2 separate regions of the Homo sapiens genome follow, and region 1 is linked to region 2. A link is a contact called in ENCODE Hi-C or POLR2A ChIA-PET data. All regions are on one chromosome and are shown on one strand. Each heading gives the region's core, a stretch centred on a gene start or an enhancer-like site at or near the end of the contact. The rest is flanking DNA. Distances are from core to core; before and after follow the strand shown. Region 1 has its middle 26 kb from the start of FAM180A. Region 2 overlaps SLC13A4 (solute carrier family 13 member 4).

The links. Hi-C counts contacts between places; a loop is a spot of excess contacts on that map. ChIA-PET counts read pairs that join two places held with the same protein, here RNA polymerase II (POLR2A). Pooled maps may share reads with other maps.
Region 1: a map of PC-9 shows a loop between it and region 2 (2.9-fold over the local background). The contact joins two enhancer-like sites. A Hi-C loop is called at or near these places in 4 of 168 maps with a recorded cell type or tissue (PC-3, PC-9, aorta and 1 more) and 1 of 50 pooled maps. POLR2A ChIA-PET finds 5 or more read pairs at or near these places in 3 of 52 experiments (A673, HEK293T and PC-9).

Annotation. Positions count from the first base shown.
Region 1 is chr7:135,773,026-135,775,725 of GRCh38, reverse strand. No RefSeq gene overlaps it. Among named protein-coding and RNA genes, the nearest start is that of FAM180A, 26 kb to the right of the region's middle. Within about 2 kb of position 1,310, at least 5 of the 41 ENCODE cell types and tissues checked have a DNase peak (open chromatin) inside an H3K27ac peak, as active enhancers do; they include PC-9, where a contact is called at or near this core.
Region 2 is chr7:135,713,366-135,716,065 of GRCh38, reverse strand. The region is part of intron 2 of SLC13A4 (solute carrier family 13 member 4); the gene reads left to right. Among named protein-coding and RNA genes, the nearest start is that of SLC13A4, 13 kb to the left of the region's middle. RefSeq lists an enhancer at 595-1,461. Within about 2 kb of position 1,370, at least 5 of the 41 ENCODE cell types and tissues checked have a DNase peak (open chromatin) inside an H3K27ac peak, as active enhancers do; they include PC-9, where a contact is called at or near this core.

The sequences.
Region 1 (2,700 bases), core at 61-2,560, 60 kb before region 2:
GGCGCCTGTAATCCCAGCTACTCGGGAGGCTGAGGCAGGAGAATCACTTGAACCCAGGAGGTGGAGGCTACAGTAAGCCGAGATCACGTCACTGCACTCCAGCCTGGGCAACAGCAGTCTCAAAAAAATAAAAAATAAATAAAATAAAAAAGAGCCCTGAAGGGATTAAACACCACTCCAACATGACATTGAAAGAAACAAGGCCCTCCTTTTGCCTTATGTCCAAATCTGAGATAATTTTTCTTAACAGCCAAATCCCTGTCTGCTAAAATGAACCACAGCAGGAATGGTACCACATGACTCTGGCCTGGCCACAGCCTATGTCACAACTTTCCTAACCCAGTCTTCTCAGCTTATCCACCAACTATTGGGTGTTGGAACATCCTCAAGTCTCCCCATCAAACTAGGCAGCAAAGTCTACCATTTTGTGGCCACCATGTTTGTCGCTGCTCATGCCAAGGAAGCGAAAGCTGATCTACAGAGAAAAAGCAGCAGGGATCAAATATGGAAAAAGAAGCAGAGTCCAGATGACCAAGCGAGAGAGAGTCAGAGAGAGAAAAGTGAGGATGAAATAACCTCTTGAATAGGTTTTTGAAGGTTTTGCACTCACTTCGTGGTTCCAGGCCTTCACGTAGCTCTGGCTGTAGTTCTTGGCCTTGGGTTTTGTGTGATACTCCAGGACTCTTCCAATAAATTCCCTTTTATGCTTAAAGGAAGTTAAGTGAATTTTGAAAACTAACAAGTCTGGGTACAGTGGCTCATGCCTGTAATCCCAGCACTTTGGGAGGCCAAGGAGGGCAGATCACTTGAGGCCAGGAGTTCGAGACCAGCCTGGCCAACATGGCAAAACCCTGTCTCTACTAAAAATCAAAAAAATTAGCCGGGCGTGGTAGCACGCACCTGTAATCCCAGCTACTCGGGAGGCTGAAGCACAAGAATCACTTGTACCCGGAAGGCAGAGGTTGCAGTGAGCCGAGATTGTGCCACTGCACTCCAGCCTTGGGGATAGAGTGAGACTCTGCCTCAAAAACAAACAAGAATAAGCCACAATTTGAAAGCCCAGAGACGTCAAGACAGAGAACAACGAGAGTTATCTTTCTGATTAACACAGCTCCACAAGTCCAGGTGCAAGACCCCCTTGATATGTCAGAAAACATCAGTTCTTATGAGGTTCCTGTTAACCAAGGGTAAGGCTACTCTGCTATGCAGGAAGTGCCACACAGTAGACAGTTAATTAGGACTTGCTTTGAGCCAAGAACGCCACTGGGCTGAGATCATGAATTTATTTACACAACACACGTGGTAGATCCAGGAACATAGTCACATCTCTTTCCTGCTCCTTATTATGCATTTCATACAGGTTACTGCTGGTGTCTAACAGCCTGTGGTGTGTCCTCCATTGCTTCTATGGGTATAAAGCAAGCCAATTACATCTCCACAGCTTTTTAGCTTCATTTATCAGGTCAATTCAGAGGGGCGCAATTATGAAATTAAAACACCCACATTTTAGGTGGATATTTTTCACTTTTGTATTGAATATTTTTTTAAACGTTCAAGCTTTCAACACTAAACACTAGGATAGCTCTAGAAAGACCCAAGGAAAAGGAAAAGGGACCCACAGGGAGGCAGTGGTAAATAAATGGGAGGTGGCTGCAGATGGGAGGGTCCTTGCGAGGAAGAGGAGGTGGGGCAGAGAAAAAATAAATTGAACCTGATAATACTAGAACAAACAAGGGAAAGACAGATTTTACCAATTGTTTACCCTGTATAAATCTTTTTTAAATTATCTTGGTGCATGTGACAGCAAACAAGAAACAAGAAAGGGGCTTTTATGAAAAAGCTTTTTAGAATGTGTGAAAAAACAAAAGTTCTAGTTTTCCATCTCAGCTCTTTTGTGCAATCACATCAAATAGAAGCTCAGCAGGCCCGAGGGCCACTGCTGCTTCTAATTAAGGCCCCAAGGTAAGGCAGCACATTAGGGGGTATCATCCCAGCAAAACATAAATTCTACCTCTGTCTCTAGCAGCAGAAGGCCGATTTGGGCTCAGTATGCCGTGTTTGTTCTCAGCTTGCATTAGAAGTGGCAGGCCGCACCTGCCTTCCAGACACCCTACAAGCAAGTTTATTCTGACACTGATTCTCTTGTTCAAACAACTCAAAGCATGGCTAACAGATGGTAAACAGAGGAGGAGGGAGGAGCCAGGCATTCTTCCACTTTGTGTGTACTTTTGTGTGTGCGTGGATGAGGGGTGTTGTACCTAAAAGTTACTATTTCTTTCCTTTTCAAAAATAAGACCTCATCCATCACACAGGTGTCAACTCTGAAATTTTGGGGGCTGGTAGGGGGCCTTATTGCTGTCATATGTCTCAAAGAGAGTGGTTTTCCAACTGGAGTGATCATTAGACTCACCTGGTGGGCTTGTTAGACATTCAGATTACCAGCCACACCCTAGAGTTTCTGATTCAAGAGGTTCGAGAATCAGCATTTCTGACAATTTCCCAGGTGATGCTGGTGCTGCTGGTTCAGGGACCACACTTTGAGTATCATGGTTCTCAGACAATAAAGAGATAGAGAAAAAGCAAAGAAACATTAGCTAGGCCTCCAACCCAGACTTTTTGATTTTTTGAGAGACAGCTGGTAGACAAAAAAGAGACAGCTGTGTTTGAACGGGGGCAGATATGCAAAAGGACAAGCCAATG
Region 2 (2,700 bases), core at 121-2,620:
ATAAAGGAAAACTCTGACATGAGTTGCCATGTGTGGTCCTTGTGTTCCTGTCCCTAGATGTCTGAGCCAAATGACCATGCCAGATACACTAGACATAGACTTTGTGCCTTGGGAGATGGGTTGGACTCTAAGGTCCCTCTATGATCTTGTGAGCATCCAGCTGCTACTTCCTCTGCTGATTAGTCCTGTATTTTAGGTTTGTGTGTGTTTGTTTTTATTTTGGCTCCATTGTGACTCTCACTTACCGTCATTATATCTGCCTCTGAAGTCCTCTAAGCCCCTTCTAATGTGTTGCTCCAAAAGTTTATAGCCTGGGCATGATACCTGTGTCAATCAAGTTAACTAAGATTTACTGTCTATAGGAGAATGGCATAGAGGTGGGCACCACAGGGCTCTCCGGTGAAGTAGAAAGCATGGGTTGGATATTGGGGATTGGGAACAAACAGCTCTCCAGGAGGCCCAGGGTTAGGGTGTACTTCAGGAAGTAATTGCATGTGCTCTTTGTCTCTATCCTTTCCCCAGCACACACACTGGCACACACTCACACACTCACATACACACTCCTACACACCCACTCATACATACACATACACACACTCATATGCACTAATGCACATTCACACACTCATACACACGCTCACACACTCATACACACACTCATACACACATGTTCACACATACACACTCACACACTCATACACATACACTCATACACACGCTCACATATACATACACTTACTCACACACATACACATGCTTAGATATACGTACACTCACACACACTCATACACTCATACACATGCCCACACTCATACACATACACATACACACATACACTCACATATACACACTCATGCACACATACACTCATACACACTTATATACCCATATACACATATATACTCTCACACACTCATACACACATTCTCACACACGCATACACACATAAACTCATACACGCTCACACACATACACTTATACACACACATCATACACACACACATTCACATACACACTCATACCCTCACACACATTCACACTCACATATACACAAATACACACTCACATATACACACACATACACACACTTTCACATACACACTCACACACACTCTCACCTGGGCCCAGCCAGCGGTCTCTGGCCCTGCGCTGCAGGCCTCGGGCTGGTGTCACTCAGCTTCCAGCTCCCGCAGGGGCAGGAGAGGAGTACAGGCTGCGCCCGCTGGGATAACCCGCAGCCGCTGCCGCCTGGTGCCGCCGGAGTCGGCTGTCATCAATCCGCTTCCCTGCTGGCTCCTGATCTTTCTGACCCGCCAGATTCCTGCCCTCTGACTCGTTACCCTGACTTTCTCTGTTTGAGTAAGCCTGGGGGCATTTCATAAAGCACTCTCAGCTCTGCCTTTCCCATCTCTCCTCGCCATGGAGGCTGACCGGTCCTCTGCATGCGGGCCCGTGGGCATGTGGGCTGGACATCCAGCTGGCCACCTGCCTGAACCCCAGGCTGCCCTCACCCTCAGCCACCCAGACGCAGCCCCAGGGCTGAGCTCCACACTGGGCCTTCAGTGGGAGCCTACAGACCTTGCAGCCTTTCGAGACCAAGCTAATGTTTCTGGGGGGAAGAGCAGCTCCCTGTGAACCACCACCTGACCAGCAGCCCCTTGGCTCGTGGCTCAGAGCCCAGACCCTTGCCTCAGCTTCCCCATCTGGGTAGTTCATACAGTCCCAAAGAAGAAACTGGGCAGGGGTGGTGGCGGTTATGAATCAGTGTCTCCAGTCATGCAGGAGTTGGGCCAGCTTCTGGGTCATGCCAGCACCCATCTGGGTCTCTCTACTTTAGACTTCTCTAGGGCAGGATTTGCAAAGAATGTTTTTTTAAGCAATGAAACCTTTTCTTTAAACCAAATCTTAGAAGACTCAATATATAAAACAGATGGAACCAGGAATGCAAATCAGGTGATGAGAAGGGTGTCTGAGCCCCTGCTAGGGGCTTACCCGGCAGAAACAGCATTCCTGCCCCCAGGGAAGGTGGAAAGGAGACACTGCTGGCTTGGCTGTGCTGCTTGGACACTAACTGGAATGGAGTCCTGTGGGGCTTCAGCCCTGGCAGGGCTTAGCTTAGCACTGAGCGGGAGCCAGGCCAGGTATCTGCTCCCAGGGTTCAGAGAATTTCACTGCAAAATTGTTCAGATGAGGCTGGGCACAGTGGCTCACACCTGTAATCCCAGCACTTTGGGAGGCCAAGGTGGGAGGATCACAAGGTCAGGCGTTGAAGACCAGCCTGGCCAACATGGCGAAACCCCGTCTCTACTGAAAATACAAAATTAGCCGGACACAATGGTGGGTGCCTGTAGTCATAGCTACCGGGAAGGCTGAGGCAGGAGAATCATTTAAACCTGTAAGGCCAAGGTTGCAGTGAGCCGAGATCAGGCTACTACACTCCAGCCTGGGCAACAGAGTGAGACTCTGTCTCAAAAAATATATAAAATAAAAAACACATAATTAAAAAAAAATAAGAGCCCACCTGCATTATCTTATGTGTAAAGCCCATGTCACAGCAGATTAAATTAGCTATGTAGCATCACTGTGGCCCTTAAAAAATTGGTGACAGAGGTACAGAGGTTCATTAGCTTGTCCAATAGCAGGTAACTCATCTGAACTTCAGAGCCCAAGATTGCTATAGCTATTCCTTGTCAAGGGGAC